Linked DNA regions of Mus musculus: region 2 is linked to region 1. The links are chromatin loops, found by intact Hi-C in ENCODE. Cell type or tissue: heart. All regions are shown on one strand. Each heading gives the region's core, and the rest is flanking DNA. Links, peaks and the distances in the headings are about the cores only.

The links. A loop is a pair of places that touch in the nucleus more often than their neighbours do. Peaks named below come from ENCODE experiments on the same cell type or tissue, not always from the same donor. Only the 100,000 strongest peaks of a DNase experiment are listed, where the experiment ranks them.
Region 2: a loop joins it to region 1, with 2.2 times the contacts of the local background. A loop is called at or near these places in 2 of 42 quality-filtered maps.

What each region holds. Positions count from the first base shown.
Region 1 is chr17:57,245,950-57,251,318 of GRCm38, reverse strand. Gpr108 (G protein-coupled receptor 108) reads left to right here and starts at 3,630. Exons shown (of 17, transcript NM_030084.4): 1 at 3,630-3,808; 2 at 4,436-4,555. The coding sequence starts at 3,683. Trip10 (thyroid hormone receptor interactor 10) reads right to left here and starts at 1,868. Exons shown (of 15, transcript NM_001242389.1): 1 at 1,748-1,868; 2 at 462-577; 3 at 308-364. The coding sequence starts at 1,771. In heart, for the core only: CTCF peaks have their summits at 1,820 and 2,831 (motif pointing left); DNase peaks (open chromatin) are centred at 1,298, 1,868, 2,838, 3,548 and 2 weaker places; H3K4me3 peaks cover 4,585 bases; H3K27ac peaks cover 4,256 bases.
Region 2 is chr17:57,008,853-57,014,221 of GRCm38, reverse strand. It overlaps Gtf2f1 (general transcription factor IIF, polypeptide 1), which reads left to right and starts at 2,934. Exons shown (of 13, transcript NM_133801.2): 1 at 2,934-3,113; 2 at 3,200-3,246; 3 at 4,462-4,534. The coding sequence starts at 3,102. It also overlaps the pseudogene Gm17949. In heart, for the core only: a CTCF peak has its summit at 2,845; DNase peaks (open chromatin) are centred at 1,671, 1,831 and 2,701; H3K4me3 peaks cover 2,518 bases; H3K27ac peaks cover 2,100 bases.

The sequences.
Region 1 (5,369 bases), core at 186-5,185:
CTCCTTCAAACTGTCCTCTGACTTCCAGAGGACTTGCGTTCTGTGGATAAGTGGGTGCATCTCGCTCTCCAAAATATATAAAGAATAAGAAGCCCCCAAATAACTCAGCTACAGCACAGTGAGGGGAAAATAGAAGCTGAGAATTTACAAACCAAAAAGGGCTCCCTGCTGGAAGCGAGTAAATTCCACCTTAGGACATCCAGACTAACAGGAGGTGGGACTGGAAGTGTGAGGTAGAGTGGCCTCTAAGAAGGTGAGAGACCTGCGCCTCCAGCCCCTCCCTCGCCCCTCCCCCTCCCATTCTTACTTGACTTCAGGGTCATCTTTGGTAGGTCTCTTGGGAAGATACTTTTTCACCAGGCTCCTAAAGGTTGGGACAGAGGCAGGGAGGCTAAGAACGCGGACCTCCTGCGGTCTCCCCTTGGAGTCCCAGAGCAGCGAGCACCCACCCTCATGCTCACCGGAGTTGCTTAGCATAAGCCTGCTCCACCTCCGCGCGTTCTTTCACGAACTTCACGTATTTGTCCAACAAATCCAGCCCCCACTGCGTGTGGCGTTCCAGCACCTCAAACTGATCCTGATTGCAGGAGCGCGATTGGGGAACGTTAGGGTCACCTGGGTAGGAGGCACCGAAATCCCAGCGACCCGGAACAGCGGAGGTGGGGTGGGGTGGACAATCTCTCGGGGCTTAGCGGTTCCAGCAAGGGCTGGCTGGCTTCCCCAGGCGCCGCCCCGGCGTGGCGCAGGGGAGGCAGGAAGCTGGCGGGAACCCCCATGTCCTCCTCCAGGGAAGGGCCTGGACAACACGGCCAGGGCCCCAAACCAGACAGCAGGGTCTCTCGGAATCGGGGTGGCCAGCAAGGGTGTGGAAGGAGGCTAAACCACGCCAGTTCCCTCACCCCTCCTCTAATCCCCTCCAAATTCCAAAAAATCAAGAGGGCTTGGCACAAAAATCAGGCACAGAAGGGATGAGTTCGTGCAGCTCAAAGTGCGTGGAAGCAGGGTCGGGGGGCCTCTATGGCCAAATTTCCCCACTCGCCAAGATCCCCCGGGATCCTCAGTTGAGTGACTCAGTTTCCCCTGCTTCTGTGATGCCTCCACTATAGTGGCTCACCCCCACTACATCCTAAGATTGCACCGCCTCCAGAAAGAGGAGGGGTCAATAGTCCGACAAGGATTCAGGGAAACTTCTAGGGCTTCCTGGGTGAGGTTAAGAGGCGGGTAAGGGGTGGCTCCGCCCAGCGCCCGGGGCCGAGTCCTATAGCCCCTTCCCCTCCCCCTCAGCGTTCCAATTGTAAGCGGGGAAGGAACCCGGTAAGGCCCCACGTGGGACAGAAGGTGACCAAAGGGTCCCCTCCCCCTCCCAGCCGGACAGGCGGGCGACGGGCAGGGACCCAGGGGCCGTAAGATTAGCCTCCAAGCCAGGCCAGGGCGCTCAAAATAGGTGACCTCACCCAGCTGTCCCCCCTCCCTGGCCTGGTCCAGGGACTTCTTCAGATGGTCTTCCTCTCAACTCTGTGCCTCAGTTTCCCTATGCGGGTCCTGGGCAAAGTATCCCTACGTCCTCGGGGCGTCTTGAAAGTCCCAAAGGAACTTTTGAGTGAGTGCGGAGGGCAGAGGGCGGGGACCCAAGGGATCAGCTGCAAGGGAAAGCGTGGAGTCCGGGCTAAGGTACTTCGGGGACAAAGAGCGGAGAAGCCAGGACCCCAGCAAGGGAGAACCGTGGGAACTGGGGAAAAAGACTCACCCACAACTCGGTACCCCAATCCATGCTGCTCTTGCCGCCCAGGACGCCACCGCCTCCTGCCCGGGTCTCCGCCGCCCTCCACCGGAGACTCAGCCCCAGGGCAGTGTGCCCAACCTCGCCCCGCCCCGCCGCCAGGCCACGCCCACCAGCCTAGATTACAACGCCCCTTCGTGCCTTTCCACGCCTCTACTCTGCCGAGCCCCCAGCGGGGGGCTCTGAGGGCGGAGTCCAGATGATGCCCCGCCCCCCATTAAAGGGCCATGCGCCACCTCAAAGTACGCCTCGATTAATTTTCAAAATTTGTACCCCATATTTCTCTCCTCTGCCATCCCAAACTATTCATCCTTTCCTTTCAACTTCGCATTTTTTTTATAAAGGGTCAAGAGATCAAAACCCCAAATCCAAGCAGTCTTTCCCACGTGTCCCCACTCCATGGCAGGGAAAATCTGTGGTTGGTCATTAGGCTCTTGCGGGGACCTACTCGGCTCCAGAAATCTCCATTTCGTCTCACTAATAGTCTGTTTCCCTCCGGCCACAGAGATGGGATGACTTCGATCTTGCCCAGGATGCACATCCAGCCAAGGCCAGGTCCATTAGCACCCCCCAACACCACCGCATCCTGACTTCTCTTCCTTCCCGCCAGAGTCTCCTCTGAGAAACAGAGGACAGGTTGTCCTTTGGGCACCGTTCTGGGCTAGGCACACACTCACACACACACACACACACACGCATGCACGCACAGCACCGCGCACTTGCACTTGACTACACATTTTCCAGCCTCATTCAGTATGTAAGGCCCAAATCAGAACTGCCTCTAGATTCTGGGACCCTGGGGCTTAGGATTTCGGGTCCTCCCAATCATAAAAGTCCTTTCACGCCTTGTAAACCCCCTTAAGGCTCCCGGATAAAAGGGAAGAGGCCCTGTTGGCTCCCACCCCACTCTCCCTGGCTGTAGGTGCTTTCTCCGCCGCTACGCAAGTGTCAAAACACCATTGTGTTGCAGCTAGAAGAGCAGTCTAGACTTCTGAGGAAAGACGCCCTGGAGCCAGTGCTGGAACTGAGGCTCCAATAGGCCTTGGCCCCACCTGCTGGTGGCTTGTGGGCTAAGCTCTGAGATGTAAAGTGGGGTAGAGGGATGGTGGAGGAGGGTGGAGAAGGACTCAGAGTCCCAGTGACGAAAAAGGTATCACACTACGGTGGGAAGCTTCGCGCCAGGGTCAGCAATCTAATTAAGAGTTGCAAGCTACAACTAGGATCCAGCAGCTGGGACTCTTCCAGATCTGAGGACTCAGTAGGAATTGAGGAGCCTATGTTTCAGTTTGAAGTAGGGAACTCAGCTGCTGCAAGGTTACGCCTAGGGCGGAGTCTTCAGGTAGGACCTACAGCGGCATTCAGCCGAGGATTAGAGATCAGCATAGTGCGAAGAATTTTAGGCTTTTCGGTGGCCCAGCAAAGTTGAAACAAGGTAAGCTCATAGACGCGTACGTTGACTAAGTCTCCACTTCTGGCCGGGAGCAGGGTATCGGGGAAGTGAGGGGTGGGAGAGGAAGTGCGTCCTTGGGAATACTGGGAAATGTAGTTTATGCATGCTTCGTTGCACGGATCTGCTCCCTCTATATTCTGGGTAATGTAGTCTTGGACCGTTAAGAGTTGCTGAAGGAATTCCGCTTTAAGGGACGGATATGGGTTCCTGGATCATTGGTGAATCGTCCTGTTCCTCAAACTACATCCGGGACAATCTGTTTAGCGATTGGAGAGTATGAAAGCCGGGGCTGAAAAGGATAAGCACGCCCATTTGGGAGGCCTTCTGACAATCAAAAGAATCTCAGTTGCTAATTGGGTGACTAGACCACGTCGTGCGACTATTGGCTGAAAAGTGGGTAGGCCTTATCAGGCGTCAGAGGCTGTGTTCGGGGGGCAGTCGCAGCCCCAGAGATGGCAGTGAGCGAGAGGAGGGGGCTCAGCGGCGAGAGCCCAACGCAGTGCCGATGGGGATACTTGTCGCTGCTGGTGCTGACGCTGAGCGGCTGCTCAGGCCGTATCCACCGGCTGACTCTCACAGTGAGCCCCGCAGGCTTGGCCTCGTTGTCTCCCCCCATAGCTCCGCCGGTGGATGGAGCAGCCGCACCCCCCACTGCAGGCCGCTAGTGGTCTCGTCCCGGGGTCTCCCCGCCCGGTGCTCGTAATGGGTTGGCCTGGCTTAGAGGGCGGGGCTTCATCTCCTGGGACCCCTGACTCCTGGCGCTTAAACTTTCAGGGAACACTTGGTAACAACCATAGGACCTGGGAGGAAGGGGTACCACCTGGTAGGATCTTCCTGGAATTCACTTAGGGGAGTGACAGGAGACTACTTTCAAAATTTAGCCCAGATAGAATCGAAAACTTTTCTGGAAAGTCGAAACTAGTCACACCAGCCTATGTAGCCCGCTCTCGGGGTGGTGCACGTCTATATGGGGACTGTCATGGGGTTGCCAGGGTTTCACCCCATGGACACACAACCCCACCCTCTAGCTGCCTCGGACTGAAGTAGGAAAATGTCACCAGCACCAATACGATGTACCCAGGAAGGCTTTCTCACATGCTCCTGTCCTGAATAAAAATGTATAGAGACGCTCAGGGAAACACGCCGTCGTGCTGGACTTGGTGGGGAGAGTGCCCTTGTGCCACTGTGTCTTTGGTTTCCTGCAGGGGGAGAAGCGAGCTGACATCCAACTGAACAGCTTCGGATTCTACACCAATGGTTCCCTGGAAGTAGAGCTGAGCTTACTGCGACTCAGCCTCCAGGAGACAGAAAAGAAGTTGCCAAAGGTGAGGGGGCTCATGGGAGGACTCAGTGTGCAAGTTCTGGGATTCTGTCTTAGCTCTGTCCCTCACCGGTGTGATCTGTGGCCAGTCTCATAGCCTTCCCCACCTGTCACCTAAGAATGAATACAGTGTCTCATGCAGTCTGGGTTTGAGGGTACAGATTTGTCATCTTAGTGTCCCTGCTGGCTTAGGCAGGAGGATCAGAAATTAGCCAGCCAGTATATATGTAACATATATGCATGTATATAATGCATTTTAATCATACACGCTTCTCCCCCTAACTCCTCCAAAATCCATTCCCACCTTCCCAAACTCCTCCCAATCTCATGTCCTTTAAAAAAAAAAAAAAAAAAAAAAAAGATATGGCCTCACTATGTAGCCCCAGATAGCCAGGAACTCTGTGTAGACCAGGCTGGCCACAGACTCAGAGATCTGCCAACCTCTGTCTCCCAAGTGCTGGGATCTAAGGCCGGTGCTCTTGTTTGTTTGTTTGTTTGTTTCTCCTGGGGCCACACCCTCACTCACTCAGCATCTATCAGCTAGCTGTCCACAGCTCCCCAGTTAGGTGTAGGGGTTCAAACACCCCTCTTCCCTCCATGCTGGAATGTTGACTGACTCGATCCTGTGTGGGCAACCACAGCTGCTGTGAGTTCATAAGCAACAGTCTGCTGTGTTCAGAGGACAATGTTCCCCTCTTGCCCTCCTCAGCCTCTGCCTTTACAGTCTTGACTCTTCCTCTTCCTCTTTCTCTTCCTTTTCCTCCTCCTCCTCCTCCTCCTCCTCAGTTTCATTCCCTGAGCCTTGGGTGAAGAGGTGT
Region 2 (5,369 bases), core at 188-5,187, 240 kb after region 1:
CTTTACACTCATATACTGAGCACAAGGCCTCACAAAATGCTAGGCAAACCCTTGTTCTCTGAACTAGGCTCTCAGACTCCTCATACTTTATTTTAGAGAAAGAGTTTCACATAGCCAGGCTCATTGGAAACTTATACTGTCCTTAAACTCAGATATCTTGTCTCTGCCTCCTGAGTGTTGGGATGAACGGTCCAATGACCAAGTCCAATGACCTTGAACTGAACTTCCAATCTTCTTGCCTCCACCTTCCTGAGTGACAGGCTTGTCCTACTATGCCCATCAGATATTCTAAGACTCTACCAGTTTACATTACCTGATACACCATCAATCTAATTCTAGATAAATGTCTCTACTTTGCTGTGTAGGGGAGGAAGTATGTCCCTTCTCAGCAATTTGCTTCCTGGACATTTTCGGTAGGATCCACTGAATATGTGGGTGTGCAGTTTATGGGTACAGCAGCTGATTTGTTTAAGTAACTTATTTATAGGGTCTATGTTACCCAGGCTGACCTCAAATTCCCCATTCTCCTGCCTCAGCCTTCCAGGTCCAAGGATAACAGGTGTTTGTCACTTCATCTGGCTTTCTTTTTCCCTCTCTCCTTTCCTCTCTTCCTTTGTCACTCCCTCCCCCATGCCTGATATAGTCCCTGACATATCCCAGGCTAGAATCTTTTGTTTGTGGGGGAGGGCTAGTTTAAGACAGGGTTTCTGTGTGTCGCTGGCTGTCCTTGAACTCACTCTGTAGACCAGGCTGGCCTCAAACTCACAGAAATCCTTCTGCCTCTGCTTTCCCAAGTGCTGGGATAAAAGATGTGTGTCACCACTGCCTGGCTGGGCTAGACTCTTATTCGATCTAAAAAAAGGTTATTAGATCTCTTTTATCATTTATCTAGTTGGAGAAGGATGGCACATGTGCCATTCATTCACAGGAGTCAGTTCAGGGGTTGAATTCAGGCTGTGAGGCTTGGCCGCAAAATGTCTTCACCCAGTGTGCCATCTCTGGCCCGTAGCACAGACTGGCCTGTCTATGTAGTCAAGGGTGCCTTGCCCAGCATGCACCCAGTTTCTGCTGGGTATGGGACCCAGGACTTTGCGCATTCTAGGCCAGTGACCTTTTTTTTTTTTTTTTTTTTTTTGATTTGTGAGTGTTTGTTTACATGTATGTGTGAGTGTGTGCAAGACCAGAAGAGAGTACAGGAAACCCTGGAAATAGAGTTAACAGATAGTTGTGAGCTGTCATTTGGGTGCTGGGAAGCAAACCCAGCTTCTGGACAGGAGCAGCCAGTGTCCTTAACTCTTACATCACCACAACACTGTCAGATAAGAACAGGTTAGGGCTGCAAGGCAGTCACTGGGCCAGCAGACCCTGGCTTCCTGGGGACTCCGTCCAGCCATGAGTGACCCCATGAACTCCTGTGAACTCTCACCGTGGGTACCAGGAGTCCCTTCTGCATGATGTCCCGGATCTGCCGTCCCCTCTGGGTGCTTCTCTGAGCCTCCTCCCGCAGCAGCTGGCCCAGCTCCACATGGTAGAAGCCGTATTTCAGAGCCATGTTTCTGCACTGGGTCCCTTTCCCGCAGCCGGGCCCCCCCACCACGAAGATGATCAGGGGATACCTCAGGATATCTATGGTGTTCAGGGAAGAAAGATGGTACTAGTGCAAGTCTATAAGAAATCCTGGACTCACGTTGAAGCATCCCCCTGTGGGGATTTTCCTGAGCCATTTGCACAGACCTCCATGAAGTGCCTTAGTGACTCCATCACCCCATTTTACAGATAAAGAAGAGGGCCCTCAAACTCACCCAGTAGCACCCTGCTCCGCCCACCATGCGGTCCTTTCTATGCTGCCTGCTTGTGCCTCTAGTCACACAACCTCTGAGTTGGGATAAGACCTCTCTGCCCTTTCCTCTCCTCCGCAGTCAGCCCTCGTTCTTTGTCCCTTTCAGTTCACTTTGGTCTTCCTAGCCAGCCTCTGTAACTTAAGGCGCACTCCCTGAAGGCGGAGAAATGAATGCCTCCCCTACTAGACACATCTGTGGAGTCAGTTGTTTATGCAAAGACAGTCATGGAATCAGCCTATCTCATTCCTCTCAAGTTCAATGCCTGTGCCTCCCTTGCCCCTCTGCTTAACCAACTCCTTTGCATCCCGTAGGCTCCCTTTCTCTGATTTGTCCCCAGAGAATAGTACTTTCCATTTCCGACACTGGCTCCTCTACTCAAGTTATATGCCAAAGGCATCAACCAACAGTGAGGTGGGAGCATGCGCAGATGCGTTCCTTCCGTGCAGGGGTTGGTGTACACCCCCAGGTAGTGGGGATACTTGCCCATCTCCCCCTTTCGTTGGCCCATGTAAACCAACCACCCCACGTCGTTACCCTTCTCCTGGGGCCTCAAAGCTCTGCCCAGCTGGGGCAGCGTGGACTCGCACAGACCCATCCCGCCCGCAATGCCGGGGTACGCTGGGGCCCTGTCTCCACCCTGCACCGAGTCCCCGGCTCCGCTCTACGTCACAAGGGACTCATTTTGCAAGATCCTCGGGATCCCCATATCCCAGGACACAGAAAACTGAACCTCAGACCCGCCCCAGAAGAGCCGAAGAAGCCACCCCACAGAGTGGGCCTCGGTTGCCATGGCAACTCGGCCTCCGTTCCCGCTTCTTGGACACATTTACGCTTGCGCAAGAGGATCGAGTTCGCGTCTACCAGGAGACTCCATTTCCACCCTACCCAGGATGCTCCGCGGTGCCTGCGTCGTGACGTCACGACGGGCGTGTCTACACGTGACTTTTCCGTGGTATATAAACAGAGAACGCCGCCAAAAGGTGGCTTTCTCTCCGAAGCTGGTGATCTAGAGTAGTTACAGCGGCTGCGCTCTTCTCGGTGTGGCAGCTCAACTTCCGGGTCAGGCTCTAACGCATGCGCAGAGAGTTAGGTCTCTTTTTCTCGTCTTCCAGCATTCTCCGAGACTTAAGGATTTGGAAATCCAAAGCACAGCATCACACTAACGTGACAACCAGGAAAGGTGCCTTCCCTTTCCTGGAGCCGAGGGACACAACGAAGTTCATCCCGTCAGGCCGACCGGGAGCAGCTTGAGCAACGGCCATGGCGGCTCTAGTGAGTATGAATGAGGTGGGGACAGAGGTGTCGCAGAACAGACCCCGCGCCCTCTCCTCGCCTTACAGACCCCTGCTCTCTTGCAGGGCTCCAGCAGCCAGAATGTCACCGAGTACGTCGTCCGAGTCCCCAAGTAAGTCCCCGTCCACCCACACTCCAGAACCTCGGCCCTGTGTTCCCCTGCCACCCCGTCCAAGACACAGTAACAGTTACCCCTTGGTAGTTAATGTCAGGGGTCGGTGACTTTGCCCTGAGTCAGACGGGTCAGGTCAGACATGGTGACTGCCTTTAATCTCAGCACTTGGGAAGCAGATGTAAGAGAATTTCTGTGAGTTCGCAGCCAGCCAGGTCTGTATAGTGAGTTCCAGGACAGCCAGGGCTACATAGTCGGGTCCTGTCCCAAAATAAAAGAAAACCCCAAACTGGTCACAGGTGGTATACATCCTGTTTTTTTGTGCCAAGTGCCATGTCCCTCAACTTCTAACTTTATTTTAGGTGGGTACATGCTAGGCAAGTACTCCACCACCGAGCCACACCCAGCCCCCTCTTAAGTTTTGTTTATTTTGAAGACAAGAGTCTTACTGTGTAGTTCAGATGGTTTGATCAGGCTGGCTTTGAACCCACTCAGATCCATTAAGACCCTTGCCTGCCTGCCCTTCTTTCTACATAGGGGTCCTCCGCACTTTTGGTTCCTTTTTTCTTTTTTTCTCTTTTGGTTTTTCGAGACAGGGTTTCTCTGTGTAGCCCTGGCTGTCCTGGAACTCACCTTGTAGACCAGGCTGGCCTCGAACTCAGAAATCCACCTGCCTCTGCCTCCCAAGTGCTGGGATTAAAGGCATGTGCCAACTCTGCCTGGTGGTCCCTTTGTTTCTTGAAGATTTAATTTATTATCTATGTGTATGAATGTTCTCTCTTGTCTCTCCTCTCTCACTCTCGCTCTTGCTCTCGCTCTCACTCTTTCTGTATGTGATGCTGTAAGAGAGCCTAGTGTCTGTGGATCTTTATCTGATGGGGTTGGGTTGGATGAGATGGATCTTGATTCTTTAAAACAAAACAAAACAAAACCCCTGAAAAACTAGAGCGTGGTTCTCAACTTGCAGGTTGCCTAAGACCATCGGAAAACACAGATATTTACATGACCATTTATAGCTTACAGTTGTGAACTAAACAAAAATAATTTTATGATTGGGTCACCGCAGCATGAGGAGATGTATTAGAGGGTCAGAGCTTTAGAACCATTGCTCTGGAGTCTTTTATGAGTTCCCAGAATTACCTACAACCAAGGGTGTAAAGCATAGATTTGTTGAATGAATAATCAATAGATTGAATAGTTTCTTGCCCATTCCAGGAACACAGCCAAAAGATACAACATAATGGCTTTTAATGCAGCCGATAAAGTCAACTTTGCTACCTGGAACCAGGTAAGTGGGTGATTCTGGGTGGCTGGGGCAGGGACCTAACCCTGGGCTGGTGACTATGTATAGTAATAACTTTACTGAAACGATGGTGCCCACACCTGTGGCTCCAGCAGATTTGTGATTCCAGCCATTTGGTGGCTGAGGCAGAAAGACTGAGTGTTTTAGACCAGCTTGTGCTACATAAATCCTAGCTCCAAAGAAAAGAAGTGCAAAGCAAAGCAAAGCATGTCAGAGGATGTGGTTCAGTCAGTAGAGCACGAATCTAGCATATATGAGGCCAAGCTGGATCCCCAGCGCCATGTATACTAGCCATGGTGGCACACGCCTGTCATCCCAGCACGGGAAGGGGGTAGGACCTCAAACTGAAGATGATCCTTGCCTGCACAGTAAAGCCCACGATACATATAGACGGTGTCTTTTTTTTTTTTTTTAATGGTTTTTCAAGACGGGGTTTCTCTGTGTAGCCCTGGCTGTCCTGAAACTCACTTTGTAGATCAGGCTGGCCTCCAACTCAGAAATCCACCTGCCTCTGCCTCCCAAGTGTTGGGATTAAAGGTGTGCGCCACCACTTGCCAGCCACAGACCATGTCTTAAAAAAGTAAAGTAGTGGGTAGCAAGATAACTCAGTGAGCAAAGAGGTGGCTCCAAGTGTGTCCTTGGATCTCATACAGGCAATGTCATGTACAACCTCCACAAAAAGAAATACACTTTAAAAGTTTGGGGTTTTTGTTTTTAAGAAAAAGCCAGCTGGCCGTAGTGGCACATACCTTTACTGCCAGTTCGAAAGCAGCAGAGTCAGTGGATCTCAGACTTCAAGGCCAGCCTGGTCTGCATGGTG